Regions from separate parts of the Homo sapiens genome. Here region 1 is linked to region 2. Evidence: chromatin loops called from intact Hi-C (ENCODE). Cell type or tissue: HepG2. All regions are shown on one strand. Each heading gives the region's core, and the rest is flanking DNA. Links, peaks and the distances in the headings are about the cores only. Region 1 overlaps FYN (FYN proto-oncogene, Src family tyrosine kinase). Region 2 overlaps FYN (FYN proto-oncogene, Src family tyrosine kinase).

The links. A loop is a pair of places that touch in the nucleus more often than their neighbours do. Peaks named below come from ENCODE experiments on the same cell type or tissue, not always from the same donor. Only the 100,000 strongest peaks of a DNase experiment are listed, where the experiment ranks them.
Region 1: it touches region 2 in a loop (2.0-fold over the local background); 13 of 110 quality-filtered maps call a loop at or near these places.

Annotation. Positions count from the first base shown.
Region 1 is chr6:111,834,364-111,850,680 of GRCh38, forward strand. It overlaps FYN (FYN proto-oncogene, Src family tyrosine kinase), which reads right to left. Exons shown (of 14, transcript NM_002037.5): 2 at 12,226-12,266. Among named protein-coding and RNA genes, the nearest start is that of FYN, 31 kb to the right of the region's middle. RefSeq lists enhancers at 3,559-3,648, 8,538-8,647, 16,151-16,230, 16,241-16,300. In HepG2, for the core only: no CTCF peak of the experiment used is centred there; DNase peaks (open chromatin) are centred at 8,748, 9,438, 10,778 and 11,138; H3K4me3 peaks cover 1,622 bases.
Region 2 is chr6:111,785,434-111,801,750 of GRCh38, forward strand. The region is part of intron 2 of FYN (FYN proto-oncogene, Src family tyrosine kinase); the gene reads right to left. Among named protein-coding and RNA genes, the nearest start is that of FYN, 80 kb to the right of the region's middle. In HepG2, for the core only: no CTCF peak of the experiment used is centred there; DNase peaks (open chromatin) are centred at 8,488, 9,438, 9,888 and 13,018; H3K4me3 peaks cover 3,343 bases.

The DNA.
Region 1 (16,317 bases), core at 4,428-12,427, 48 kb after region 2:
AAAAAAATTCTTATGTTACCCTGAGCCCTGGGCCCACCTTCCTCAGTGCCTCCTTCCCAGTACTCTGACCCTCTGTAGGGCCTTGGGCTTGGACTCGTCTTAGTTGGAGCACTTGCTCCTTCTGCCTCCCAGCTCCAATCAAACAGAAGACTCAACATTGATGACCTCTGTTCTCTACAAGGACTCACCTGCGTTTATCCAGGCTACTGCTGATGGGAAGGTGAAACCCAGCAGGGATGTACAGAAGGTGGTGCCAACCTTGCTGCAAGGGAACGTGCAAGGAGTGCCCATTTCTAATCTGTCTGCCCAGAGTGCAGACACCTTTTGCTGAGTTGTACTCAGGAGCTGCAGGCGGCAGTGCTGGCCTAGGTCTCCCACCCACAAGCCAACCCCAGGGTTGCCTCCTGTTCACAAAAGTTTATCAGTTGTATTACTGCTGCCCCAATTACTACTGAGTGGTACCTCACTACTACTGACTTCCCCAAACCACCCCTTCTTCCTTCCTCATTCCTATAGAATAATCCCAGACCTACCCATCTCTCAGACACCCAGACTCTCAACTTGGCATAATTCTCCACCTTCCCCTATCCCCATTTTAAGAGTAAACTCAGAGTTTATTTTTCTGCTTCACCCACAGTTAGGAGTTCCTGGTCTTGGTACCATGGCCTGAATTTAGACAAAATAGGAATTTTTATTGGATTTATTCTATTTCAGGAATGTTTATTCTAAAAGCTTTTCTTATTTCCTACTCAAAAATTAAAATTGGTAAGTTAATTCAAAGGCAAGTGAATTCAGCTGTTTTTTCATTTCAATTTTTCTCAACTATTTAGTAGATTACCTATAACAACCAGAGAAACTGTAACTACTGTCCTAAAGATCTGAATCTAGGTAATTTGGTTTTTCTTAAAAAATGTTTCACACCATCTGCATTGTAACATGAAAACAAAATAGCAAATCTCCATTTTCACTTTAATGACCCTATTTTCATTTGATCACTGAAATACTAAAGTGATACTAAAGTGAAGGATTGTTAGGAATAATGCTCAAAATCCTAAGGAAATTGAACACTCGAACAAAGAATTCTTAGCAAAGCAATTTTACTTCTGCGCAGAGGGGTGCCTCCTTGGCCAGTCGCCATGAGAACACACCTGAACAAAGGGTCATGAGAGCCTTTATTCCTGAAGCAAGTCCTGCCCCTGTACCCTTTCCCCATTGGCCAGGGTCGGTTCATACAATCTAAACTAATCCCAGTTGGCTAAACATTTGATTTTTTTTTAGATAAGGTGGGCACGTAAAAGAAAGTGGAGGGGAAGGGGAAGGGGTGTCTGTAATGAGCTAGAAAGTTAGTCCTCTTTCCAAATAAGGAAAGGAATGTGAGCTGGTACTGATAACGCCTGGTACTGTGGCGTGCCTGGGCATCTAACAAAGGCAAAAAGGAAAAAAGGAGAAAAAGGAGAAAAGTGTGTGGGGGGAGGGGTTCTATGAATTAAAGAACAAAAGATTGATCAGATTATTGGAAGAGAAACCTCATCATATCCCACAGGATGAATGTGAAAAACAAAAACAAGAAAAGTAAGGACAGGTTTCTGCAGGTGGTGGCATACTGTAAAGCAAACTTTGGCTCCACGAGGAGCAAGACACTGGTACAGTTAAAGGGCCAGGCTGAATGGATACCCTCCATGCAGGATTCTGAGTTCAGCAAGAAACAGAGAAACTGAAAGACAACTCTGAAATGCCAGGTGAGTGAAGGTGATTCCAAAGTGAAAGGTGACAAGAACTGGTCTCAGGGACCTGGTTGTGAGGAAAGAGAAAACACAGTAGGCCTTCAGAGAAAGGCATCTGAGGTGGCCAATTCCTCCAATGTGGGTGAAGAACGCTCTCAATGATCATAGGAGATGGCGATATGACGGAAAATATGAAAACCTGTCATTCACTATCTCGAATCTCAGCTGAGATATGGAGTGATACTCATGGGTTAAACATCCAGTGAATGATGGTTGCCTAATATTTACATGCAAATAGGCCTCAGATATTAACTGATTTGGGCTTTAGCCCCCAAAAGAAAAATTTTTAAATTATATTTCCAACAACAACAACAACAACAACAAAACAAATGCTAGGCTGTGCGCGGTGGTTCATGTCTGTAATCTCAGATCTTTCGAAGGTCAAGGTGGGAGGATGAATTGAGCCCAGGAGTTCAAGACCAGCCTGGGCAACATAGGGAGACACTGTTTCTACAAAAATAATAAAAAATATTAGCCAGGCGCTGTAGCAGGCACCTGTAGTCCCAGCTGCTAGGGAGGCTGAGGTGGGAGGATCGCCCAGGAGGTTGAGGCTGCAGTGAACCGTGACTGTGTCACTGCACTCCAGCCTGGTTGACAAAGTGAGATTGTGTCTCAAAAAAGAAACAAAGAAAAACAACAAATGCTTTTTTCTGAACGGACACATTTTGCTCTGTTGGTTCTGAAATGAGCCAAGAACATTATATAGTATTTGTTGTTGTTATTAAACAGTATCATCTAGAAAACACAAAAGCCTAATTATATTTTCTTGGCCACTGTAAAAATGGAATACTGTAAAGATATATGATTGGCTAGTTAGCCAATATTTATTAATACCAAATATAAGAAAACAGAATAAATATTATGATAACTGTCAAAAGTTTTTTGTCCTACCAGTTCATGGGCCATATATAAAAAAAACACTCCTGACACTTTACCAGTGAGGCCTTCCCACACCTAGCACCTCACTGCGGTCACCATAACGACTTCTAAACTTTACGAGTGGGTTTTATAAGTTACTTTATTTTCAATACCTAAGGGCTGTTTAAACTTTTTCTCATTATCAAATTTACTTTTTTGCGGTAAGCGGCACTTTGATGTACATCAAACTCTCTTGTAAAAGAAAAAAATGTTTTTTCCCTCATCTGGTAACAGTAGAATGGGGAAAGTGGCAGGTACTTCAGTTTTGCTTTTTTTTTAAATTACATTTCCCCTACTCCTACTCTTTAGAATATTCTAAAGATGGACAAAATCCTCCCCCGACACAAAGGTTTTGTCTTCAATTACCGTAGCATTATCTATGTTGACACACAGCAACAGAAAAAACAATACGGACAGGTGCCTTCCCTCTTGCCATTCTTCTACCCTGTGTATGAATCCACTCGACGTCAAAGTTGGGAGTTAGTCCATCCATGGCCAGTACTGACCAAAGAAAGGGGGTACAACAAGTAGAAGTTGGTAAATGATGATGATTTTCTCCCCTCACTGGCATCTCTTCATCTAACTCCTGTTGGGGATTTCACGGCACTTTGTGCCTCCACTTCAGACACTCTTCACAGTTGCACCTTACTCTTGATGACTGTCAGCTTCTCCCGTGGCCTAGCTCTTTGGTGAGACGGTCAGGACTTCCTCAAGCCCCCAAGGCTCACATACTTTCCACCACACGACGCTGCCTCATGTTCCACCCTGAAACCATCTCACTTTCTCATGGCAGCCTTATCTGGAGGGACTATGCAAATGCACAAATTGCTGTTTTATCCCTTCTGTTATCATCACTGATCCACGCAGCATCTCACTTTCTTTCACTTTACACTCTGACTGTATTCAGTAGTGACACATTTCACAACTTAATGAACGCCCCTAGATCTTCCGAAAAGCCATCATGCTCACCCAACAGTGGGAGCTGCTCTCCACAGACCACACATACCCACAAAGGAGGATCAGTCTTTAGTAGAGGTGAACACTTAACCCTCATTACCCTAGTAAGATTAGTACTCCTCATCTGAATGCAAGATTCCAGTCCCTCCTTTAAAAAAATCACCCATGGGCTAATATTTGGGTATGTTACAGGAAGTGGGACTCAAGATTTAAACCTACTAACATCAATGAGGACATCCAGGGACCTCTCCACTCACAGTAGTGACTGACTAAGCACCCTACCAACTTTCCCTTCCCATGGTACTGCTCCATCTCAGGGCAGTTTCACAAGACTATTATGACAGATCACAAATGCAGAATACCTTGATGTCAGCAAAGCACCTGATAGTCACTCAAAAACATATCCAAGCAAGATGGGAAACCCTGGTCCAAGTGATAATTCACTTTAGTGGCCTCAGTGACTGAATGGCCATACCCAAAGACACTAACATCACAGAAGAACAACACTGACCTGGAGAGAGGTCCTTGGAACAGGGCTTTGCACATTTGTCCCTGGTCAATGTTTTCATCAAGATGTGCTTATAGCAGTCACAAATAATTCACAGTTGAAAGGAGATAGTTAATTAATTGGACGACAGAATAGAGATTTTAAAAGACTTAAATAGGTTAGAATGACAGCCACAACTGACCAAAAGAACACCATCTTCCTCTCCAAATTAACAGATAAAATCTTGCTTTCAATTGTAAATAATCTATGGTATGTGTGGATAGGATGGTGTTATCACTTGCCTCACGTTCAGTTGTTTACTGAATGGAAACAACTCATCCTGTTTACAAGTTCTGCCAGTGATCCTGTCTCCAGACTCTGGGTGGGTATGGCTTTCAGCCACAGACATTCAGAATCATATCAATTTTACGATTCTGACTTCAGACCGGGGCTTCCTTTTACTCTGGGCTCAAGTATCTGTCTTGGGGCCTACCTCATTTCAGTAGTTGACTCTATAACTCATTCTTTTGGACTCAGCTCTTTGCATTAGCTTCTGAACTGAAGTCCCTGCACATCTGCATGCCTCTCATCTGGCTCTACGACATGCCCAGCCATACATTTCTGCTGCCAAACTTCTGTCCATCTAGACAGCCACCTATAGAAGAGTTTCCTCTGTACTATGTCTTACCAGATTATCCAAACTGCCTTCTGTTTACTCTGCTGCTGGTACCATTCCCATGAGCATGCCCCAGCTCATGGATCTGTTTGTTCTCTAGATCCCTATCTGGTCTATATTCTGGATCCCAAGCTATACCATCCAGCTACTGACAGAAATCCAGATCTCCTATGTAGCATGGGGAAAGGAGATGAGTTTAAAGCAATTCATACTTAAGAAGTCCTAAGGATTTTTATCACACATAAGCTCAATGCAAGCTGAAGATATGATAAAGTGACTCGATGAGAGATGTAATATTGGTCTGCATCAGTATAGCCTATACTGATGCAGAAAATGTGCACCTAAGGAGACCTGATAGTAACCTCTTACTCTACACTGGTCAAACCATCTTGTAAGTACCGTGTTCATGTCCAAGAGCCATGTTTTCAAAAAGACAGTGATATAAAGGCAATGTATCCAGGAGGAAGTGACCAGAATGACGGGATTCCTGACACCAGCTAATGCAAGAAAGTTATAAGAACTAGGGCTCTTGGACTAGGAAAAAAGGATTTTTCAGGGGTTGGGTTTTCAGGTACTGAAGGGCTCTCAAATGGAAGATGACCTAGAGGCTTGTATCACCAGAGACAGCTTGGGGGTCTGCAGGAACAAAGCGGAAGGTGTGGGCTAGTGTAATAAGTGCTTGTCCCATCTCTGCTCCAGACTCGGGTGACCCTACATCTCTAGCCCCAGTTTCCCCCAAAGACTGAGAGGGTATGATTTCCAAGGCCTCTTCCCAGCTTTCAGAGCCCATAATTCCTCTTCTTTACATAAACCTCAATCTGAGAAAGAAGACAGGCGTGGCCTTGCCCGCTCTGGGGACTGGAGAAGAGACTAGTTCTTAGATCTTCCAAGTGGCCCCTTCTAAGAAAATTAAACTGACTGAAGTAATGAGTGAAACAAGGGGTTGCAAGCTTTATGTTTCGATAAATGAAAATTACAGAAATTCCCAAATTGAGGTATGTTAGGCAGAAAATGCCCCCCAAAAGGTATTCACTTCCTAATCCCTTTACCTTATATGGCAAAGATGTGATAAAGTTAAGGATTTGAGAGGAAGAGCTTATTCTGGATTATGCAGCAGGCTCTAAAAGCCATCCCAGGTATCCTTATAAGAGGGCTGCAGAGGAAGACACACAGATGAGAAGGCAATGTGAGGGCAGAGGCAGAGACTGGAGTGATGTGGCCACAAGTCAAGAACACTTGCAGCCACTAGAAGCTGGAAAGACAGGAAACAGATTCTCTCCATCTCTGAAGGTATCGTGGCCCTGCTGACACCTTGCTATTGGACTTCTGACCTCTTAAAACTGTGGGGGAATAAATCTCTGTTGTTTTTAGCCATCAAGTTTGTGGTAATTTGTGACGGCAGGCACAGCAAGCTAACAAAGAAGGTTTTCTGCTCAAATAAAATTTTGTTGTGGGCTAAAAGTGGGCAGTAATAACCTTTTAAAGGAAAAGCTTAAATTTTTATGTATTTTTATGGCCTATACAACACCACTCTTAGAAAACTGCAGCTCTGCTCTTAAAAGTATTTAGGGGCACTGACAAAAGCATCTTTTCAGCCATTCTTCACATATATTTTATTAATAATCTTTCCTTCACATGCAATTTCAGCAGATAATAAGTCTATGCAAGGCAGACAACCAAATGATTCCAACTTCTACACAGCAGGCCTGGCTGCAGTGAAACAAATTATGCAGTATCTCATGGCTACAGGAGAAAGCCTCGGTGTAAAAACAAATGGTACAAAGTATGTAGGTGAGAGCTCGTCTTGTCTCTCCATTGTAACGTGGGCAGCATTTCTCCCCACTCTCTCCTGGCAACATCCAGCTTTTGTCATAGGGAATGATGAATGCTACTCAGATGAAGAATATACGAAATGATCCCCAAGTCTGGGAACCAGCAGTGGAAAGAAAATGAGTGTCTCATGGGCTTCCCCCACTCCCACTGCCTGCAGATGCCACCCCTGGAAGTCATTTTCACGCTTTCACAGGGCGACCACCTTGCAGGGCCAGGTCAGGTTAAAGAGGTGATTCTCTTTTCAAGGTTTCCAATTGTTCCTTGATAAAAACATCATTACTACTTTTAAAACCACAAATAAGGGAGAAAGACCTTTTAAATTCAGTGAAGAGAAAATGAAAGATGTGTAAAAAAATACCAGTTAAATTACATGAGGCTGATAATGATGGCTTCAGGACAAGAGAGCATCCACAGTGGAGGAGAAAGAGAAGGGTGCTTCAAGTCTGAGATATAGTTTTGGATCTTGCTGCTTCCTAGATGTTAGTCCTTGGGCAATTCATTCCCCTTTGGCTGAGCTTTATTTTCCTCACATACAACGTGGGGCAACCGAATAAGATAACATGTGGCCTAAAACAGTGGTTGGCCTACCAGTGTTCGTTAATGTGTAAAGAATGAATGAACTGTTCTATATCCAGGACTAAACAAGGAACCCTCAATTTTTCAACTCTTTCCTTGAATCACGCTGAAAATATTGTTATCTGCAGTTGTTCTAGATCAGTTATCAATATCCTCCTAAATTTAGAATGTCTAGGAAGAGGGATTTTTTTTTTTTTTTGGAAATTCAAATTGGCAGAGGGTAGGTATATTTTTCTTCTTAGACAGCACCGCTTAGTTTTACAATCCAGGGATTTACATAAAAGAAAGCTGGTCAGTTATTACGCATGATACATAACAACTATTTTTGGGCCAAGACTAACAATGATTGCCTTTGAGTCTAAAACAGAATTCTAAGCATGTCCCTTCCTCCTAAACACACACACACACACACACACACCCATGCATGCATTCTTGCTCTTTCTCTCCCTGCCCGCAAGTCAAAGCCACTTCCTTTTCCTGGTCCCCAGTCGCCAGAAAAGTGGGTTGTGTGAAACGTGACCCTTACTCAGTTATACACTGAGGCTGGGTCACTCCGTTGCCTGATCACCAGCAGAATGGGTCAATCTGTGTGTGAGGTTGAGAAAGGTAAATGAAGAATGTAGGCCACTTTGGCCTCCTATAGTTTCTGAGGCTGGCAGCCTGTAGTACATGTATCAGGGAGGGCCTGAGGAACAATTCCCGTCTGCACATAGGAACTGCCCTGTCCAGTGTCCATGGGTTCAGAGGCACCAGAAGCACCTGAGTCCTGCCCCTGCAACCCGCCCATGCCCACTCAGGAAGCAATGGCTCCCACAAATGGCAGGGAGTTGTGCTTATGCTATTCTTCCCTTCCTCTTCTTCACTCTCTCCCTCACCTCCCTTAAGCAACCAGTACACGCATTTGCGCGGTACACCCCAAAGCCAATGTCCCCCTATTCACACTGGAGACACATCCTCATGTCACCCCAGCAACCAGCACTGTGAGGCCTTTGGATACCCCATGTAAACACTGCTGGCCTCTGACCCCGGAAATCTTATTCTTCCCACAAAAGAAAAAACTTGTATGAATTAATTTTCCCACCTCTTAACCAGCTGCATAGAAATCATGCGGACATGGCTTTAAAGCTGGATTCCTGATGCGGCCTCAAATTTCTAACCCTCGATTACTTAGAATTAGATTTTCCCCCCACAAGACAATTATCCCCACACTAAGAATCTAGGAGGTTTTTTATCATTTCTCTTGGGACTTATTAAAACCAAAGAAACACTGAAAAATGGAGCAACTTCCATGTACATTCTACATTAACAGACCAACACATTTCAAAGAACTCACTCACTCAGAGGAAAAGTAAACAATTCTAAGGCAGGAGGTAATTTTTCTTTTTACTTTTCTTTTTGAATGACAATTTTTGTTTCGGAAGGCCTCTGTGTCTATCAAATAGGCAGTAGTGTTTGTGGCCATATTTGTGGCCTGAACGCAGCTGTCTAAACCCTGCAAACAGTTGGAATGACACTGCAGGAATTCTCGGTCTCACTGAAACTGCAGAAATGGCAGGGGCCTCTCTCATGGCAGGCACTGAAATACCTTTAATCACACCAGACAAAGGCCATCCAGGATGCACGGAAACCAAACCTCTCTCCTCAGCCCTTTGAGAGTAGTTGAAGTGGATATTATTTTAATCAAATCCTTTTAAATCACTAAATAGGATGACTCCATTTAATTAGCTTTTTACACAAAAAGCACATTTTTGTTCTGATACAACTTGATTACATATTTTTCAATTTTTAAATGGGTATGGGTTTCACTTTTTAAAAATACACTTTATACACTTAAAGCAATGATATCTGGAACTGTAACCCTCAAGAATTCTAAAAGATTCTGTGGAAAAGAAAATATTTGCTTTAATGTTTCCCTTGTGCACTACTGCGTCCCCCTCTTTTATCTTTGAACTCTCTTTGCTTGCCCAGATTAGTTCAATTTTAAGAATGATCTGTTCATTTGTCTGCTTGAAACTTTGTACTTTTGGGGAGCAAGTCAAGGAATGATGGTCTTATCGCCACATAATGCTATTAACAAGCATGGTTTCCACTCATTCATGCCTGCTCAATTTTTTAAGAGGGCCTACTATGAGTTAGGCACTAGGCTTGGCACAGATAAGGATTCTGAGCTGATAAAGCCTGCAGTTCCACAGTGAACACTGCTGTCAGACAGTCACTGCACAGATAACTATGCAACCACAATGACAGCTTTGAAGCGGCCGTGGCGATAGGGCAACCCCATCCAGCCTGGGCCTTTAGGGGAGTGTCAAGGAAGAGCTCTCTAAAAAGTAACAAATGCCGCTTTCTTAGAACTTACGAAACTTAAAAAAAAATAAGGCACACAAACATATTGTCTCAAATATTATATAAACTCCAAAGTAAGGTGGGGTATGGGAAGGGGAAAGCTCTGAGCCCAGACAGATCTGAGTAGAATCCTTACTATAACTACAGCACCTTGAGCCTCTCATAGCTCCCTCACAGGACTGCTGTCACAGTGAAGTGTAACATAGATGATATAAAGCACTCTGCATAGCAGAAGTTCAATAAACCATAGATATTAATTAATACAGAATTTATGCTAACTTGTCTTTGAGCTTTAGCATGTCAAAATAAAGCTAATTTTCCACTTCTGTCTTTACAAAAACGTTCAACTAAAAGAGGAAACTTAAAAATCCACATGAAGAACAAACACTGTAACTTTGGCAATTTTTCTCCACTGGAGTTGGCCAACAGGTATCATTTACTTATACAACAGATGCACATCCTATATTAGATTCTTCTGGATAGGTAAACACAGACAAAAAGAAAAGTTGATAGATCCGTGTTCAACAGTGTTCTACCAGCAACAGAAAAAGGTTCTGAAAGTGGAACTTCTAGAATAGAGCTTTTAAAACAGCAAACTCCCCTAAGGCAATGATTGTTTTTCAGGTCATCAACTACTTGACTGAGGAGAGGGTGCAGGCAGAGCCTTTCAGAGGTGCCTCAGACTCACTCCATCCAAGCAGCATTTCTACCCGTTTAGCTTCTCTTAATCTGGATTCCCTGTGCACTTACAGACATCCACACCACGGGTCAGTCACCCGTGTTCACTCTTTTGTTAGACACTCATTGCTCCTTCAGTCCCAATCCATAACTGGTCTTACCTGGCATTCTTTAGACTGGTGGCCAACAGCCCTTTTTCCATTTTAATTCAAGACCCAAGTCAGAAAACAAAAACAAAAACAAAATGTATTTGGTTTGTGTTTTTCAATTTAAAAGCGAGTAATTTTACTTGGTCCTGTGAAAGGGACCACTTTACTGATAAGAAAAATGAAACTTGGGGAGGAGAAATGATTTTTCTAAGGTCTAACAGGAAGTTAACAGCAGAAGTGAAGCAAAATTGAACACATTCCATTCAGTGCCCCCCACACCCCACTAACTGAGCCCTGCTGTTTGCCCGGCATGGGGCCAGGACTGGGAACCCAGATGAATGGACTTCCCCCTCCTGTGGCTGCAGGATTCACTGCCTGAGTTGGACAGGGGAGGGCAAGTCCTGCAGTCTGGGGCAAATGCCAGGCATTTCTTTGGGCTCCAAGGCACAATACTGCCCTGAGGGGGCTCCTGGCACCCATAGGCTCTTGCCTGCTGTGGACCTGGCCTAGTCCAGAAGGGTCACAGTATACTGACCTCCCATAGGCGACAGTCTTTGCCAATCCCTGGCTTCCACAGCCAAAACCTGAGTGCATGCGGATTCTAAAAAGGCTCCTTCTGCCTTGTCCTAACTAGAGCTGTGTTATTTCCCCAAGTTGCCCTGGTTTGTATGAGCTGAAAAGCCCGTGACTAGCAGTAGATCACAGGCCATCCTGCAGAAGCTAGGTGCCTGCATGGGGTCAAAGGTCAGGAGTTACTCACAATTGTTCTGGAACAATGTTTCAGATAGTATACTTCCCTAACTTAGAGACAAACGAGCTGCATTCAGAATGGCTCTAGTTCAGAAAGAAAAGCCTCTCTTGCACTCAAATCAAGATGAGAAATAACCCCAAGTCATTCTCAGATGATGAAGGGGCAGCCCCCAAGTGGCCAGGGAATTGAGGAACATAACTCAGAACAGCTGAAAAGTTACACCCAAGGCAATGTGGTTGGGCAGAGTAGTGGGGGCCGAAAAGGACGCCTGGGTGGCTAGCGAGAGCTGCGACGTCCAGCCTTTCAGTGGGGGAACTCAAGGCACCTGGGGAGGCAGAGAGACGTACAGGCAGAGAAGGCTCAGCAAACATTCAGAGAAAGAATGCATTCACAGCTCCTCACACCCACTCCATCATGGAGTTTTTCTGGATAGCTCAGCCCTCAGTCAGAGCTTCCAAGCCCCTTCTGCACAGCTCTCAGATTGTACCATCATTACCTGAGTACTTGTCAGTCACATTCACTTTTGTCTCAAGAGAGTCCAGCATGATGTCTAACACCCAGTAGGAACCAAAAAAATGTTACATTAATGAAAGAATGACCTGCTACACAGTGGCTGCAATTCAAAGATACGGCTCAGGCAGAGGTGAGCAGCAGCCATCTGAGAGTGGAGGAAAAACAACAATGAATGGACTGAAAACGACCTCCTTGACCAGCCTGAGGATAGGCGCTCCCCATTCCTCCCCAGCCTGAAGGCTCCTCAGCCATGGGACAGCTGTTCCATTCTATTTCTGGGGTGGGAGCCATAACTTATAGTCAAAACATATGTTCCCATAAATTACCAGAATTGAGTGTTACAACTAAGGGAAGGGAGAAAATAGTGGGTCCACCAAAGGAGGTAAGGTTTTCTTTCTATTTCACAAACCAGTTCCTTCTCCAACTCGACCTCTCTCTTAGAAATCTATGGACTCAGAATTACAATCCCAAATTAAAAGTGGACTTCATCCTAGGTTCCAACAGGAAGCCCTTTATAATTCACAAGGCACTTGCTCTCAGTGCAAAACTTGCCAACTTACTTTTTCCACGTTTAGATCAGCATCCTGCTTCTTCAAAAAAACTGTAGAAGAAGAAAAAAAAAAGTGAGACATCAAAAGAGAACCAAGTACTCTCTGCCTACAAACCACCCACAAAGCACCACCATAGAATTTCCATTTGTTGCAGACAATCAATTTGCCCACAAATTTTTTATCATTCACACAATTGTTGCTAAGTCACAGTTGCCACAAACACCTGTCTGAAACTGCAAAGACCTGGCCTTGTACCACCAAAGGAAGCCAGCATGAGATTTTAACTTTCTGGAATCAGGAAAGATAAGGATAGAGGCCTTGTGTGTACACACACACATACACACACACACACAAACACAAACACAAACACACTTCCCTTTTTCAGAGTCTCTACAAGTCATCAATGGTTGGGGCACAATTAAAACTGAGTCTTCCAAGGTCTTACTCAATTTACCTCTTGGATTAAAACACCCCCAGCACCCAGCCCATACCTTCCCCACTTCCTATCTGACTGTGGGTGGGCCCCGCTGTCAAAAAAAGCATTTTGGGGATGGCCCCTGGTTCCCAGCAGCTGGGGTTCCCCTCTGCAGGAGGTTTGCCAACCCAGCAGCCTGCATCATCTTGTCCATGGAACTCCAGCCCCGGGACTACCTTAGAACCTTGTGCCAAGCCCCTGGCGAGGCTGAGTGCTGGTTCTGATGACACCCATGCATGCTTCACATTAATCTTTAAAGTGCCAGGAGCAGGATGGCAGCTTTCCAGTTTGCTCACACGCTGTGCCTACAACTGGCCAATATTATGGTACTTCATTTATTATCTGCAATTTTAGCTGTTTGAATAAAGCTGCAGTTTTAATAAAGTGTCTAAAGAGAACAATAAAAATAGTTGAATGGAATTATGTTTACAACAATATGTTAGGGCAGAGAGCTTTGAGTTAAGAAATATGAAAAAAGGCAGGAACAATTTTTCCTATCTTGTAGAGACTCTTAAGCTTTTCAATGTGACTCTTAGTATCTTTCTTCCTGATCCACGATTTAAAACACCCCCATGATAAGTTATTATTCCCATCAAAACCATCCCCCACCACACACACACACAAGAATTTTTGCACTGTTTGGAAAGATGTATAATTAACAGTAACATCTTTGTTTTGTTTAATCAAAGATGACTCGGAATGAAGGAAAGAAAAAATGACCATGAGGAAGAGAATTTGAAACTCATATATTGTTCTCTGCAGATGGGCATTCAAATCATGAACTCACTGGAGATGAGCAAGAGAACCACCATGGAGGTGAGAGAGAATGTGCTAATAAGCATGCCATTGCAGCTCATGCCTTAGCAACCCATATCATCTCACCTCTTCCTGGGTTCTGAGACATGCTGTCCTGTCCTACGGAGAAACCGCCAGGCAATAGATGCCTTTTCTTTTGGCTAACCCACTAGGGATCTAGACACTGCTAAGCTGTAAAAAATGAGAATTATTTGTCCAGAAATTTTAACTTGCTTCCCTATAATCAGAAGAGAATAAATCAATACTATGAGAACTCTTCACAAAAGGGAACATGTATAGAGTGGAACTTTGCCTTCTATTCTTGAACACTTCTGCAGAGGCTCAGAAAAGTTGTTGCTCTGATTCACAGGTCACAATAAGGAGATTTCTATTTACAAGGTGGAAGACTTTTTCATCAGCCTTAGAAAGAGCACTTGGAGAATCATTACCATTTCCAAAGTAGGGAAGAAACTTTAATACCCTTCTTTCAAGCATACTGTGTAATTCCAACAACATAGGATGCCCAATTCACAAGATTCTGAAAGAATGAGCCTTCACGCTACAGCACTTTAGCAACCAGTACCAATAGGAAAACGGAAAACCCATTTGAAGCTGCTGACTCACTACTGCATAAGGAGTGTTATCCATCCATACATATATACGGCATCATCCAATTTCTTTTTCAGGCTTACGAAACAGATGGAGTTAACTAACAAAAACAATATATACACCCATCATTCTGCAGCCATAAACCAAAAGGAGGACACCACAGCTTTAACTCTGAGGACTCTAAGCAAGATACTGAAATATTTTTAGAGAGCGGCTCCACTGTTTCCAAGATGATAAGGATGGACGCAAAATAGAATTGCTATCTAGAATAAAGAGTGGCATTTGCTTTTAAAACCACGTATATCTTTCTTAAGGCTGTCTTTCTGAAAAGTTGAGAAAAAGTAAATGTTTATTCACAAATGTTTAAGTGAAATAGAGATACTTTTTATTTCAAAGATTCATATTTTCTTAAAAATCATTTTTTAAAAATTGACCAATTATCTTCCTAATTTATCTTTATTCTAAATCTGATTTTTTGAAGATGCAAGTTTTAGGTTTCCAAGACTAAGGGAAGATAGGCTTCTCCCACGCCCACCCCCGTGTGTGTGTGCATGTGCGTACAGATATATTATATTGATATGCATATGTAGTTACACAGACATTTTAAACAGTTGTCTATGCATTCAATTGTGGGCTTTGGGCATTAGGGCATTTTCCATGCTTTTATTCTTCTTGCTGAAGCAGTGCTGATGTTTCGTTTGAGAAACATAACTGAAGTGACCCAGATAGCCCAGTGGAAAAGGCTGATCCATTAATGTTGCAAATGTGTGGTCAACTGCAGGAATGGAAGCCAAAGGACAAGACCCTGACCAAAAATGAACTACTTCCAACTGCCTAGATCAGACCAATCCTCCAACATTGGGTGAACACACAGACAATAAATAAAACTGAGCAATCCTCAACTCTGAGCTCTCTCTTGATACAGCCATCCCTCCAGCTCCCCGTCACCCCCCTGCACTGTTTCCGAATGCCCACAGACATCTCCCTATGAACCTCACGACAGGGCAGTGCAGGCAAAGCAACCAGTACACAGTCAAAGGAGCATGGGCTGCACGCTTAGAGGCCTGACAGTGCTGCACAACAGAGGAGTGGCTAGGAGGATGGTGGCAGGCTGGAGGGAGAAAGGTGGGAAGTAAGGCAGAGGCCAGACTGTGAGAGACGGTGTACAGTAGCTAAGAAGGCAGCCAGAAGTAGCACTGTACCACTGTGTTTTCAACCTGCCTCTATCCCAGGAAAGGGCCGAAAAAGAAAGGCAGCCCCCAATAATTCCTGGTGCTGGGCTATGCCTTGTCATTCCAATCTCACCAACCCTGCTGGGTAGCAACTTTCTCCTAATCAGCCTGCAGGGTCCAGATTAAAATCACTTTTTCACTCTTGTTTTCCTTTGCCCACACCCCCATGCAGGACTAGATTTCCTCTTCTCTGTGTTCCCACGGCACTTTGTGCAGAGCCTGTTTCGTTGTTTCCCCGCTAGACTGTCAGCTTCTTGGTGACTGGGACTACACCAAGCATGGTACCTGCAAGATACAGGGGCGTGTGCCATCTCTGGTGATGGCTGGAGGAAGGGTGAAGAGGGGAGGTGACAGAGAGAATTAAATCAATGGAGATCCAAACTGGAGATTCTGCTATTATGTTTACTACTACCCAGCAATTCTTGCTATTGAAAGAGATTCAATACATTAGGGTCATAACCATGTATCATACAGGATGAAGGACATTTAAGAGCCATGATGAATCCAAGATTTAAATAATGGTTCAGGATTTTGTCTGATTATCTTAAAAATGGAAGATTGAGAGAAAAACAAGGTATAATTTTCCCTTGCCATGGTGTCTTCTCTATTTCAAATTCAACTCTTTTTACTACTTGCAAAAGATTTAAAATATTCACTGACCTGCCAAAAAACATCTGTACATTGCTAGACACATCTTCACAGATTCACATCGGAATGGCTTCTTTCTGCACCAATGATCATAGCTCTATTCAACCACAACTAAAGTGAGAACCTCAGAACCGTACGTGGAGTGATGTCAGTGGTGACTGAGGATAAAATAGCCGTTTGATGCAACTTCCATATCGAGCGTGTCCACAGGGACAAGTGCTCCTTCACTTATTCTTAACTTAGGATCAAAGGCACAAAAATGACCAGGCAGGGACAGACTCTGCCATAATTCCAAAGAAGGCTGAGACATATACACAGCACACACAGAAGCTCCTCAATGCT
Region 2 (16,317 bases), core at 5,314-13,313:
GAAGTTCTTGCCATCACCACCTCTCTCTGACTCTGGCCTCTCTTTTCCCCGCTTCCCAACACACACAAACTCTGGTTACAGCACTTCTCATGTCACTCCCAGACTGTCTCAGCTGGGAAGGATTTAGCAGCCCAACCCTATGCTTTACAGGGAGAAAACGGGTCCATCAAGGCCAAGAGACTTGCCCAAGTTCTTATTAGTGGGTGGCAAAGACAGGAATTTTTTTTCTTTTTTTCTTTTTTTTTTATTACTATACTTTAAGTTCTAGGGTACATGTACACAACGTGAAGGTTTGTTACATATGTACACATGTGTCATGTTGGTGTGCCGCACCCATTAACTCGTCATTTACATAGGTATATCTCCTAATGCTATCCCTCCTCCCTCCCCCGACCCCACGACAGGCCCCAGTGTGTGATGTTCCCCTTCCTGTGTCCAGGTGTTCTCATTGTTCAATTCCCACCTGTAAGTAAGAACATGTGGTGTTTGGTTTTCTGTCCTTGCAATAGTTTGCTGAGAATGATGGTTTCCAGCTTCATCCATGTCCCTACAAAGGACATGAACTCATTCTTTTTTTATGGCTGCATAGTATTCCATAGTGTATACGTGCCACATTCTTTTATTTTAAATTATTTTTTTATTATACTTTAAGTTCTAGGGTACATGTGCACAACGTGCAGGTTTGTTACATATGTATACATGCGCCATGTTGGTGTGCTGCACCCATTTACTTGTCATTTACATTAGGTATATCTCCCAATGCTATCCCTCTCTCCTCCCCACAACCCATGACAGGCCCTGGTGTGTGATGTTCCCCTTCCTGTGTCCAAGTTTTTTCATTGTTCAATTCCCACCTATGAGTGAGAACATGCGGTGTTTGGTTTTTTGTCCTTGTGATAGTTTGCTGAGAATGATGGTTTCCAGCTTCATCCATGTCCCTACAAAGGACATGAACTCATCCTTTTTTATGGCTGCATAGTATTCCATGGTGTATATGTGCCACATTTTCTTCATCCAGTCTATCATTGATGGACATTTGGGTTGGTTCCAACTCTTTGCTATTGTGAATAGTGCCGCAATATGTGTGCATGTATCTTTATAGCAGCATGATTTATAATCCTTTGGGTATACACCCAGTATATACCCAGTAATGGGATTGCTGGGTCAAATGGTATTTCTAGTTCTAGATCCTTGAGGAATCGCCACACTGTCTTTCACAATGGTTGAACCAGTTTATAGTCCTACCAACAGTGTAAAAGTGTTCCTATTTCTCCACATCCTCTCCAGCACCTGTTCTTTCCTGACTTTTTAATGATCGCCATTCTAACTGGTGTGAGATGGTATCTCATTGTGGTTTTGATTTGCATTTCTCTGATGGCCAGTGATGATGAGCATTTTTTCATGTGTCTGTTGGCTGCAGAAATGTCTTCTTTTGAGAAGTGTCTGTTCATATCCTTTGCCCACTTGTTGATGGGGTTGTTTGATTTTTTCTTGTAAATTTATTTGAGTTCTTTGTAGATTCTGGATATTAGCCCTTTGTCAGATGAGTAGATTGCAAAAATTTTCTCCCATTCTGTAGGTTGCCTGTTCGCTCTGATGGTAGTTTCTTTTGCTGTGCAGAAGCTCTTTAGTTTAATTAGATCCCATTTGTCAATTTTGGCTTTTGTTGCCATTGCTTTTGGTGTTTTAGACATGAAGTCCTCGCTCATGCCTATGTCCTGAATGGTATTGCCTAGGTTTTCTTCTAGGGTTTTTATGGTTTTAGATCTAACATGTAAGTCTTTAATTCATCTTGAATTAATTTTTCTGTAAGGTGTTAGGAAGGGATCCAGTTTCAGCTTTCTACGTATGGCTAGCCAGTTTTCCCAGCACCATTTATTAAATAGGGAATCCTTTCCCCATTTCTTGTTTCTGTCAGGTTTTTCAAAGATCAGATGGTTGTAGATGTGTCGTATTATTTCTGAGGGCTCTGTTGTGTTCCATTGGTCTATATCTCTGTTTTGGTACCAGTACCATGCTGTTTTGGTTACTTAGCCTTGTAGTATAGTTTGAAGTCAGGTAGCGTGATGCCTCCAGGCAAAGACAGGATTTTAACTCAAGACCCAGCACCCCTGCTACCAGGCAACTGACCAGTTCAAAAATCTTCAACGGTCTTTCAGTACAACCTTGTACAGGGCCTGGTATGCAGTAGGCATTTAATATCTGTTGAGTGACTGACTGAATAAATTAATGGGTCTCACGCATATGCCAATGGGTTTTAGTTTTTCTCAAAGTGGAACACTCCTCAAAAGACAGACAATATCCTTGTATATAAAATGAAGATGAGAGGAGCTACTCTCTCCTCTATAACTGGGGGAGCAGCTGGCACACCAGACTTCTTCCCCTGCAGTGCCTAAGCCAGCTCCCAGGAAACTCAGGGCTTGGTGACACTGCTAGAAAGACCAATGACTTCCACAAACTTTTCAGCTTTGCACTCAAAGCCATCCACCATCATTCCAAACCCACCACATCAGCCGTATCTTTCATTTTTTCCTCCTCCCTCATGCCTTGCCTTCTCAGAGCACTTGCTGTTCTCACTTGTCCCTCCTCGGAGCCTTCACCTGTCCTATTTCCTCTCTTATTGTGCCCTCATCTCCACCTGCAAGAATACAGAACCAACCTGTCCCTCAAGCCAGCTCTCGTATAAATCCCTCCCTGAAGTTCTTGCCCAGTTCCCCCACTAGAATTAGTCTTACTCTCTATATACCTCTACTGTACAACTTTTCACGCTATCTGCTGCAAGGAAAATGGCCAGGTCCTTGAGGGCAAGAATGCAGGCTAAATGTATCTTCGAACCATTGGCACCTTGTCTGACCCAATGCCTTGCACAGAGGAGACAGTTCTAGTCATTCTGTTGCATTCAAAGGGCTTCATCCTTTTTCGTTCACCTCTGTGACCAAATTACATACATTTTGTAGCTGAGATTCCAATTCTTCCTCTAGCATGTATAGACTGATGATACAGCTAACACACACTTGCAGGGCCCACTTGCTAAGGAACTGCTGTGTGAGTCTTTGTTGAGTCTCATTTTCGAAAGCAAAGAATGGGGGTGAGGGGAGACAGGGAGCATGAATTCCACTCCCCTCCAAAGCTCTCTGTGCCCATGGCTATCCTGTGCAACATGAGGTACAAGCTGGGAAGCTTGTGCACAAAAATAACTGTCAATTTAAAATATAGTATAGTCCTACAACCTGCCATGCTACAATATTCTCTGCAAGCCCAAACTTGATTGTCTGAAAAATTAGAGTTCCAAATGGTGAAATAAACCATTAAACAAGGAAGCATACAAACAAAGCCCAATTGCCAGGGAGGAGGATGGGAACTAGAAAATACAGGGTTTCCTAGGAAACTGAGCTTACTTTTGACTGACTGTGGCCTTCCCTTTCACTGGATATAGTGGGTGGGAGGGAGGTGGGAGGGGTGCTCTGAGAAGGCAACACTGACCCATCTGCTTCCCCTGCCTGCAGGGGCTAGAGTCCTTCTGGCTACACTCCAACAGGAGGGCAGACTCAAGCAAGGTTGTGGTTGTTGTTTTATTATTTGCTTGAGTGGGAGTAAACAGCAGAGAGAGAAGAGGAGGAGGAGGAGGAGAGATGAATAGAAAAAGAGATAAGCATGGAAGGTGCTCAGCCAGCAGAAAGGAATTAATGACCACAGAATGAGGGGGCAGGAAGGTCACAAGCTGGCTGCTCCCTTCTCATTGGCTATTGCCAGGTCTAGAGGGGATCAGAGGCTCACTGTTGAGCAAGGCACCAATATAAGCTCATGCTCAGCTGCCCTAGAGGCCAGGTGTAGGGGTCCCAGCATCCATGGCTCTGAAGCTGGACTGGAGAGATAAAGATTTGGGGCTCATTGGCACACATGGGTGGGCAGAGTCATGCAAATGGATGACTGGATGGGTGGGGGTAGGGCTTTAGCTCCCCATCTCCAATCCCCATCAACCCCCAGGCAATAGTAGTAGTAGCAGCAGTAGTACTGATATCATTTCATATTATTATTACTATATTTCAACGTTAAGGCCATGAGTACCCAGTTTATTTGGGGAATAAATAAAAGAAACAAATGCCATTGGAATAATCAGTTGACTATCTGGAGGAAAAAACAACAATTCTGCTTCTATGAGACTCATGAGAATGAAGCATACAGTTATAATAATCATGTCTTTCTTTTCTTACTGGTAATGAGTCCCTGTCAGGTGATCACATCACATGTATCAGGAAAAAAAGAAAATAAAACAAAAACTCTGTTCTGTAGTGTACTTGAATTCTTCCGACTTGCCCTTTTAAATTAAGCTGTTCCTAAGATCTGCAATCCACAGTCTGAACAGAAACACTGCTTTGCTATGATGCAAGCGCAGCTGCTGGACACGTCTAGCTCTCTTCCAACCGGATTACTACTCCCAAGTCCCTCCAAGTAGACATTCTGGAGTGGCTCTGGGGAAGGCCCATGAAATACACACAGTATCACAATGCTGCCAAGATCAAAGTTAATAATGATGTGTGCAGAGCCCCTTGAGTTTAGGTTGGCTACAATATCAGAATCCCAGAACCTTGGGGCTGAACGGAATGTTAAAGAATAACTAGTCTGATAGTTTTTAAGCTATTCTTTAGTATCAGAACTGTGTGTGTGTGTGTGTGTCCATGCCAAATGTGTAACAATTATGCCAAAAGATATCCAGCTAGCACACCACATACCTGGAGAATCCATTATAATGGGAACCATTTTATTTCAAAAAAAAATTCTTTTCTTGTTATTGGTAGTTCTGAACCTTAGATACACACACACACACACACACACACACACACACACACACACACACACACACATTCTGAAGGGCTCAACTCCAAAATATTAGATAAAAGTGCAACAGAACAGCTCTGGTTCAAGAGGGAAAGGACTCAAACTCCTACCTCCATGGCCATCCTCCTGGCCTACCTGGTACTTCTGGGTAACTCTAAAGTCCTAAGAACACTGAAAATCTCAGATCGAGTCTCCCACCCCTAACCAGTATCTGAGTCTTCTCTCACATCTCTTCCAGCCCACGTGCACGTTCTCAATGTTGCAACACTGGAGACCAAGGGCATCTACCAGGGGTTCCCTACCAAGGACCTGTTTTATCCACCTGCGCCTCCCACATTTTGAATTATCTCACTAACATTGCATTTTAAAGTAATAATTGATTTATTTTCCCAGCTCTGATTTGGAGTCAGGGAGATCTTGATCTGAATCTCAGTTCTGCTAAGCTTGGTAAACTTGGAAAAATTCCTCAATAATGTGAAGTAGTAAGCCTGGTAGAAGCCTTCCTTCTCTCTCTTGGCTTTTTATTTCATCAACACAAATCTCCATCAAAAGAATACCTAATACCTAGGAATAAGTCCAACAAAAGATATGTAAGACTTTATGCTGAAAATGACAAAACGTTATTGAGAGAAATTACAGAAGACCTATATAGAGGGTTGGGCCATGTACATGGGCTGGAAGTCCAATATTTTTATATGTCAATTCTCCTCGCAATTGCATCTTAACTGAACCACCAATTTTTTTTGTTTTTAAACTAGGTCTTTTTTTTCTGATGGAAATTGACAAGCAGATTCTAAAGTTTATAAGCAAATGCAAAGGGCCAAAAGCCAAGTTAATCCTGAACAAGAGGAACAGGGCTGGAAGACTTATTCTACCAGATACAAAGATTCACTATAGAGTAATAGTAAAAGTGTGACATTTGTGCAAGGCCAAACAGACCAAGAGAATAAAATAGAATGTCCAAAAATAGAGCTACACAGTCACCTAACTTATGCAAAGGTGACAATGAAGTAATAAATGTATAAAAGTATGCATAAATGTATAAAAATAAAATATAAATGTATAAAAATAAAAGTAATAAATGCTGGGTTCACTGGGTAGTATAGATTGAACCGTGTCCCCCAAAAAGATATGAAGTTCTAACCCCCAAGTACCTCAGCATCTGACTTATTTGGAAATAGGGTTGTTGCAGATATGATTAGTTAAGATGAGTTATAGTGAATTAGTATGGACTCTGAATCCAGTGACTGTCCTTAAAGAAAGAAAAAAATCTACACAGAGACATGTGGGGAAGACGGCCATGTGGCCACAGAGACAGAGGTCAGAGCAATGCAGCTGCCAAGAAAGGAATGCCAAGGATTCCTGGCCACCACCAGAAGCTGGGAATAGGCAAGGAAGGACTCTTCCCTAGAGCCTTCATCAGAGAGACCATGACCCTGCTCACACCTCGATTTTGGACTCCTAGCCTCCAGAATCATGAGAGAATAAATTTCTGCTGTTTTAAGCCACCCATTTTGTGGCACATTGTTATAATAGCCTAGGAAATGAATACAATGGGTATCCGTATGAAAGAAATGAATCTTAACTTCCACCGTATACCATGCAAAAATTAATTCTGGATGAAGAATAGAACTAAATGTGAAAGGCAAAATAATAAAGCTCTTAGAAGAAAACATAGAGAACACCTTCATACCTTGTAATAGGTAAAGATGTTTCTTAAAAGAGAACACAAAAAGTGTTAACCACGAAGGAAAATATAATTTGGACTATACTAAAATTAAAAATGTCTTCATCAAATGACATCAACAGAATCAAAGGGAAGCCACAGAGTGGAGAACATAATTGCAATACATATATACAACAAATAACTCTAAAAATCAATAAGGAAAAGGCAGACAATCCAATAAAGAAATAGACAAATACTCGAGAGGACAAAACAGAAAATCCAAATGGCCAATAAACATATAAAAAGATGCTCTAATTCAGCCATCAAATAAAAGCAAATTAAAACCACAACGCATTACCAATACACCTACAGGACTGGCTAAAATGATAAAGACTAAAACCATGAAGTGCTGGTAAGGATACAGAGCAACTGAAACTCTCATACATTGCTAGTGGGAGTGTCCACTGATAACTGGCAGTTTCCATTGAACACACACATCCTGTGATCCCAGATCCTGCCATCCAGAGCCTATCCTACAGAAATGCTACATATGCTTACCCACTGATATGCACAAGAATGATCCTACCAGTACTATCTCTAACAGCCCCAAACTCGAAATAACTCAAAAGGCCACTTACAAGAGAGGGGCTAAATACATCTTGATATGTTAAACAGTATTACACAGCAATGAAAATGAACAAACTACTACTTATAACAACATGGATGAATCTCCTAAATATAATGTTATTCTATTGACACAAGACAGTGCAAACTGGGGGACATCCAGGCTGTCCCCTAGTCTTGCGGCAGCTTGACCTCTGCCATCTGCTAGGTCCTCTCCTGCTTCTGGTCAATTTTATTTATATAAAGTTCATAATAGATAAAACCAATCTTTCTTGTTAGAAGTCATGCTATCAGTTACCCTTGATGGAAACTGGGGTGTATTGGGACTGGATGGGGACCTGAGGGGACTCCTAGTGTTTAAGTGACATTCTTTTTCCACCTGGCCGCTGGTTACAAAGGAGAGTTCACTTTGTGAACATTCATTATCAGTGCACTTAAGAATTTGTGCACTTTTCTGCATGAATGCTACATTTCAATTAAAAAAAAATCATCTCAGGGCGAACACGATGAAACCAGAAACAAAACAGAGCTCTTATAAGTATCGAAAGCAAAAAAGCACAGCAATTTAATTTAAGCAAGATAATTTGAAAATTTGCTGCACTAAAAGCTTAGAAGTGCCATTTCATTAAATTACGTTTTTTAATTCACTTTAAGATGAATGTCAGGCCAAAGCTATTTTATTACTATATGTTAGGATGGCATGAAGCAAATAGTCTCAAAATAAAATAATACACATCATTTAAATTTTATCTTACTGATTTTTTAAAGTGAAGTTTCGGATATTCAAGCCCATTTTTTTTTTTCCACATTAGTTAAAAACCGTTTCCTGGGGCCTTGGTTTACAGTCTGCGCATCCCCAGATGAGAAAGCCCTTGGGATAAACGGGTTTTCCCTCTGTGGCACAAAGTAGGCACTCAACATTGCTCTTCCAGAGTCAGTCCATAAGATCGGCTCATTCCTGCCAATGGAAGCAACAACAGCTCAGCCTGCCTTTGCACTGTCACTCTGGATAAATGCATAATTTCTGTCAGTCTGAAATAGTGAAAATAACCATTCCCACCTTTGTGAATTTCTGGGGCTCTTTAGATCCCCCTCTGGAATATACATGGTCATGAGGTCCAGAGTCTTCACCCAGGCTGTCCCCCAGTCTTGGGGCAGCTTGACCTCCGGCTTCTGCTAGGTCCTCTCCTGCTTCTGGTCAGTCAATCCATTATCATTAGCCATGTGCTCCACAGAGCTGCTCCACCTACCACTGAAATAAATCCCTTGGAGCATAGAAACCGCGTGGTCACACTCTGGCTTTCTCAGACACTTTTGTTCTCTTGGACCCTCTGGGAGGGGAGGAGATCTACGCAGGCACCGAGATGGACATCCTGAGACTGCAGGCAGCCCCCACAGGAAGTGAGAGGCAGCCACACACACCTCGGCTTGCATTCTGGGTTGCGAAAGAAACCATGTGGGGACTGTGGAGACCTCACTCACCCTCCAGCCTGCCCCTACCTGGGAGAAGATCCCGGGGCAGGGCCCCTGCCACTGAGCTGCTCTCCTCCATCCGCCATGAGGACACCCGGGCCTTTCTTTGGTCACTCTGTTTCCCTGGATATTAGCTTCCCAAAGGAGAGCCCTCCTTAAATTCAAGCTCTGTTGTTTTTGCATAGACTTTTCGGTGTCAACTCTATTCCTAACTTCACCATCTGACAAAAAATTGTGTGGGTCCTTTAAGAAGGTCCCCCATCCCTAATTAGAGTTCTCTGGTAAGAAGATAACATATGCTTTTTAAATAACTTTTGATCATGAATGCCACAGAGATTTTCCTACTGAAAACACAGAGGAATCACAAGGGTCAAATAAGATAATCAGTTCAAAATGTACATGGACAGAGGAAAATCACCTAGGTCAATTCCTCGAGAGTCTGCAGCCAGAAGACTGAGGCTCTACCAGCAAGGGCAGTGGTGGGCAGCGGTCAGCAACCCCCAGCCTGCGGATCAGATCTGGCCTGCTGCCTGCTTTTGTACAGTCCATGAACTGAGAATGGTTTTTACATTTTTAAATGGTCACAAAAAATCAAAAGATTATTTCATCACACATGGAGATTATACAAAATTAAAATCTCAGTGCCCGTAAGTAAAGCTTTATTGGAACACAGCCATACCCACTCGTTTCCATATTGTCTATGGCTGCTTTCACACACAACAGCAGAATTGTCTTGATAGAGACTGTATGGCCCGCAAAGATGAAAATATTTACTATCTGGCCCTTTACAGAAAATGTTTGCCAACCCTGGGCTAAGGTGATGTCTGTGTTTGCAGAAGGATGTCCACTCTGATTCTTACTGTTTTGTGCCTCTGGGCCTGTCTCCACACTAAGTCACAGGCAAGTCCTAATGCTGGTTTCAATTTCACACTAACCGGGTAAGCCAACACAACCCGCTAAAGCACACTCTTTTAACCTGTGGTCCCGAGTCAATTCAATGGGTCACAAAATTTAACTTGGTTGATTCTGCCCAGCATTTTCTTTAATGAAATACAGATAAAAATATCAAGGGAACTGTTATTGACTGAATTGTATCCCTCCAAAATTCATGATTGAAACCCTAAACCCTAGCACACATCAGAATGTGACTATATTTGCAGACAGGCCTTTAAAGAGGTAACAGAGTTAAAATGAGGTCATATGGGCAGACCACAACTCAATATGACTAGTATCCCTATAAGAGGAGGAGATTAGGACACAGATACACACAAAGGAAAGGCCATGTAAGGACAAAGAGAAAAGACAGCCATCTACAAGCCAAAGAGAGAGGCCTCAGGAGAAACCAAACCTGCTGACACTTTGATCTCGGACTTTTAACTTCCAGAGCTGTGAGGGAATGAATTTCTGTTGTTTGAGCCATCCAGTCTATGATACTTTGTTATGGCAGCCATAGCAAATTAGTACAGGAATCACACAGAGCATTATTTTGTGGAGTTTTTGTTTCACTCACACATGTGGACTTGTGATATAAACATGTATTAAATTATTTGTGTCACACCAAAATAAATGGAAGAACACTCTACCAGAGGGAGAAAAATACATGTTTGGTAGCAAAATCAGAAACAGAAGGGTGTTCTAATTGAACCAAGACACAGAAAGAGAAAAGAGTACTGAACATATTAGGCACTTTGCATATATTATCTCATTTTAGTCCTCACAGTAACCCTACGCAATAGGTCTTCACCTGATAAAGAAACTAAAGCATTGAGAAGTAACCTACTGAGGTGGCAGAGCCAGATCTGACTCCAAAGCTTATGTATTATTTCTCATGATGAATCAATTTCTATTTCTATATTCCTGAGAGTAGGTTGAGATTGTAGTTAGGCAATAAATAAGGGAAACGATTTATAAATAATAATAGCTAACATTTACTAAATACTTACTGTGTGCCAGGTTCTGGGCTAGGCTTAACATAAACCTCACTTTATCCTTATTAATAACCCAATGGCTTAGACTCTATCACTATTTTTTTCAGTTGAAGAATCTGAATGTAGAAGAAATCATTTAACTTGGCCAAGATGACAAAGCTGGTAAGTTGAAGACCCAGGATTTGAACCTTCATTAGTCTGACGTTTGAGCTAGAGCTCTTGCCCACCACAAATGTTCTCTTTTAATTGTATTTATTGCCAATCTAAGTACAGCCATGTGCCACATAATGAAATTTCAGTCAGTGACAGACCACATATATGACAATGGTCCCCTAAGATTACAATGCTGATATTTTTTACTGTGCTTTTTCTATGTTTAGATACACAAATATTTACCATTGTGTTATAATTACCTACAGTATTTAGTACAATAACATGCTGTTCAGGTTTGTAACCAGAAGCAGTGGGCTATACCATAGAGACTAGGTGTGTAGTAGGTTATACCATCTAGGTTTGTGTAAGTGTACTCTATGATGTTTACACAATGACAAAATCACCTAATGATGCTTTTCTCAGAATGTATCCCTGTCCTGAAGCAACGCGTGACTGTACATAACTATCTGCTGGTGGTCTCCAATTGAAGAAAAAAAATGCATACTTTTTATCATACATCCAATAAACACTAACTGAGCACATATTATGTGCCAGGCCCTGTTCTGAGAGCTGGGGATCCTGCCATCATGGTGATGCTATGGGTAAGAAACCTTAATGATGTAACCACACCATGCTGATTGAAATCCCCTCGTGGGTAAGGGGAGTGGCAGGTAAGATTCAGGTGGGTTGAAGGCACAGGCCAATGAAATTGCAGAAATTGTAGAAAATGAGATGATGAGTCAGGATTACTAAACAGAAATTTTTAGTAATTTTATTTAATATTTATTGTATCCAGGTTCACCTGTCATGTGGTCATGTCTTATCTGGAGGTTTTTCAATGGCAGGGGCTATATCATACTTTAAAACACCCACCTCAGTGCTTGGCATAGTGCATAGTAGTTTGAATTTACTATTTTTTTAATAATGTTGTTTCCAAGAAAGATGTACAGAAGTTACTCAGGGATTTTCAGATGTAATGACAAGAGTCAGACAATCCTTGGAAAGTCTCAGTAGTGGAGGATAGATCATGCTGCATGTTATCAGGGTCATGAGCAAAGAAATAAATGTTTAACTGAAACAGTTTTAGTTAAATCAAATGGGAAACTAGTACGATGGCTAAGCAATCAGAATGAGTGCCTGGTAACAAAAATGTGAGGACAAAAAATTAGGCTGAGTGAAAGGAAAACAGGATACGGAATATTAAGATTTTTAATGTATTTGTGGCAAATAAATTTTTCCTAAGGTTTTTTTGCTTTTAATTTAGAATTTTTATGTATAGAATTTTTATATTTTCACCAAACCTAGTAATCCTTTCATGAAGAAATAACCAGAGAAGTGAGCAAATATTTTCACTCCAGAATGTTTAGTACAGCATTATTTATAATCTCAAATATGAGAATATTTAACTGCATAGTAATAGGATAGTGAATGGTTAAATAAATTAGTCTGCTCACACAATGGAAAACTTCAGTTATTATTCAATTACATTAGAAAACAATCACAACTTAATATTAAATGAAAGAAGCAACAAGCTCAAAATCAAAGTTTCATATATATATATATATATATATATATATATATATATATATATATATACACACACACACACACATGACACACCCCTCCCAAAAACGACAAAATAAATACATCTTTTTTCTTTTTTTGAGATGGAGTCTCACTCTGTTGGCGAGGCTGGAGTGCAGTGGCACGATCTTGGCTCACTGCAACCTCCGCCTCCCAGGTGCAAGTGATTCTCCTGCCTCAGTCTCCTGAGTAGCTGGGACTACAGGCATGTGCCACCATGTCCAGCTAATTTTTGTATTTTTAGTAGAGACGGCGTTTCATCATGTTGGCCAGGCTGGTCTCAAACTCCTGACCTCAGGTGATCCGCCCGCCTCGGCCTCCCAAAGTGCTGGGATTACAGGTGTTGAGTCACCGTGCCCGACCCTAGTTTAAATACATCTTAACATTGCTATCTCAATATGGTGTGATTAAGAGATATTTTCATTTTCTTCTTTATAGCTTACCAAATTTTCTACAAGTAAAATTTTAAAGTCAGGAAAAAAAAGTTATTTAAATAAGTTTAAATCAAAGAGAAAGTATACACATAGCACCTCTACTGTGCATCTCTAATTTGCTGAAGACCTTAGCCACCAGAGGCCTCAACCACACTGGCACATGTCGCAAATTCTGGTAATGTTATTTTAAATAAATATATTCATATATTCCTAAACTCGCCTGCAAAGAGGTTTCAAAACAGATTCAGCAGTGGCCAAGGGCAGTCCCCAGGATGAGATGACACATTTTAGTGAATTCTTTGACTTTGACAATACATTCATTTAACAAATATTTACTGAGTGCCTGTCATGCTCCTGGCACTCCGTTAGGTACCAGGGGGTCAAACTGGGTCCCCGGGAACAAATGACCCATTGGGCTGACATTTGTCCTACATACCCTGATCCTTGCAAGATGCGGTGGAAGTCTGGGCTGGGTAGTAACTGGGCAGACCTGTTCTCAATTCTCCCACCTCATCTGGGCTCTGACCCTTCCTGGATGTGTGGCTCTGAGAAAGGCTGGCTTCACCTCTCTGGCTCTGGCTGCCTCATTTGTAAAACAAGGATAATCCTGACCCAGTTCGTGGCACTGTGGTGAAGAATAAACAAAAAGCGTTCTGGGCTTGTTTTTATCTATACAGTGCCAGATGGATTCTACATGTTAATAGCTACTGTTGTTTCCTTCCTTTGAAAATTGTATATTTACTCTTTAGGAAACATAAAGGGTCAGAAATAAAGTTCAGTGATTAAAGGGATATTCCATATTTTTCTTCCTCAGAATATCCAGATTAACAATTACAGAAATGAACACCCATGTTTCCAACCACAGCCAAAAGTAAAGTGGAACTGGAAGATCTTGAAACGTTCAGGAACCATTCCAAGGACAAATCTAGGTGAGATGCTACCAGTCATTAGGGAAATAGTTCAATTATGATGAGCACTTCAAAAATCTAATAAGATTCACTTACAGTTTTTCCTCTCTCCCTTTTAGGAAGGGTGATTCTAAAAAAGCAACGTTCAAAAATAAACAAGTTTTTAAAAATTTAACATTTCTAAGAAAAGACTCAAGGGCACAGGAAGGATGCCAACCATATGTCCAAATCAGAAGTAAATGTGCAGATATATCCTGTCTCTCTCCCAAACTGAACTCACTTCCCAAACATTGGGAACATTTGTAAAAATTAGAAGATGAGGTGGAAATAGAGGTGGGGAGAGGGAAAAATACAGAGACATTAAAATGGGATGTGCCTAGTTGAGATGTTTCCCTTTACTGGCTATTGACATGACTTAATAACAAGTGTACCAATACACTGACAGAGAAAGTGCAACTCTAACCCCCTGGTGTTCGCATTTTATGTGAAAGATTAAGGATATTTTCCCAGATACATACTACTAATTTCTGACATCTTCCGTCTCCTTGTGGTCCTTTCATCAAGTAAGGATTGGTAAATGGTATTAATAGGTTCAGACAGCTTCACAATATCTGGACTAAAATCCCCCTACCCCTCAGTTCTCCGTTTCATGATGCTGCCTGTCCAGAGCCACTGAGGCAGGGCAGGGCACAAGTGGTTCAGGTGAATGGACATCTCCACTGCCCCCTGTCTGTGAGGCTGTCACTTGTGCAATTCCCTTCTTACTGCACCCATGCCTTGTCCACCCTTGTTATGTGGGAGTCCCGCACACGCCAGCTCCCCTGTGGAAACGTGCAGGGAAGGCAGCCACGGGTGACATTTCCAGCACTGGTTAAATATGGACAAACCTCGCAGCTTCCCACCCAGGTAGGGCAGTCCTGTACAAATGGTAACCGGCAGGGTTTATTCCGAAGGACACGAGTGTGCCATGATATATTCAGTAGTTGCTGTACTTTTAAAAAGGGAGTTGTAAAAATTATCTTTAAAATGCTTGTTGATGCCCTGTGGGTATGAGTCACTTTGTGAAGCAGGATCAAAATGGATTCTCTATTACGGGTTTCTGCTGGCTCTTTGATTCTAAACAACTTTATTAATGTTAATAGGAGTTATATACACATCAATGAGAGAATAAATTCCCAGGGTTTAGTGGAGCTTCCATTAATGATCTGTAATAAGCAACGTAAAATGCTTTCAAATTTTCTTTCAAGTAATAACACGGTACCCCAGAAGAGCTGAAAATGAGGCACAGGTCTCAGCACAGGGTAGGAAGGATCCGGGGGATGGGAGAAACAAGGCTCTACAGCTTGTGGGAGGCTCTGTGGGACGAGTCCTCACAGCCACTCACGGGAGTGGAGCAGGAGGGATGGACACAACTTGCCGAAGGGATATTGAATATGAGGAAGGGAGGAAAAGAAAACGTACAAAAAGTGAGCTTGATGCAGAAGGAATTTACTATGATCTAAAACGGGAACGACTGCAACCGCGCTTCCTAAATCTGTCACAGGCTCATCCCATTTTTTTCTGAGCTTAAGTTAATACTATTCACTGGCTTACAAAAATACCCACTAAGATGAAAATGGGAATTTAAGTTCCAAGGATGATGCCACAGAATTCCTAATGAACAGGTTATTTTGCAGTGACACAGAGCTCTGCCTCAAATGTCTGGAAGCCCAGCTTTAGATTTAACCCTCTCCTGCCCACATCTCCAGTTCTCTCCTCAACTCTTCTCATGGGAAATCAAATGCCAGATTACTGATATCCCCAGAGGATAGCAACCCATGGGGGCTGCAGCAGACAGACAAGTATAAATGGCAAATGACTAACTTCCATGATTTAAGAAAAGAATAGAGCAAAATTTGAATCTAAAAGTCTAATCACTATTTGCTCGTTCATACTTAGTCACCTTACACTTCCTTACATTTCATCCTGATGCTTCACAGACAGTAGAAGGACCTCTGCCAACAAATTACAAGTCCACAACATTAAGGATTAGATGCACAGTGGGAGAAGAATGGGGATGTGTACATTTAGCCACTGAGAGTCTAGTTTCATACCTGAGAGATCTGGAAACACTGTGTGCACCGCTGGCGATGCTGCAGGTGGCCAAGCAACGCTCAAACCACTGGCAACAACAGGGTAGTATCTTGATCTTCTGGCTCAGTGGTCACTTCCCACACAGCAGATTTTAGAGCACTTCAGGTTTAAGGGGGTACTGAATTTACATATTCCAAGGTAAACCATGGCCATCATCATCAAGGCAGAGCTCCATACACCGTGTACATTTTATTTAGAATTAGGTGGCTTTTCAAAGGAGCTCCCCATTTTTCTTTTATCACCTGCCTAGTTGCCAGGAAGCAGAATAAATGCCAATTCTTACGACATGTAGTTTAATTGAACAAATATATATAGACATTTGTTGGCTAGGGAAATGATTGGTTGGATAATGCTGGAATACCAAAATTCAACAGAACTTCCGTACCAGCCACTTAGACACATCAGTGAATACGTCGTTCACTCTCAATTCTCAGTAAACTGGGGAGTCTCTCCAGTAGTCCAGATCCTACTAGAAAAACATAAGCCACTTATAAAAGTAGCAAGTGTATCTGAGACTGTGACAAATGAAAACAGTGCCTGGGTTGTGCACTGTTTTTGTCTTACTCCTTCCTCTC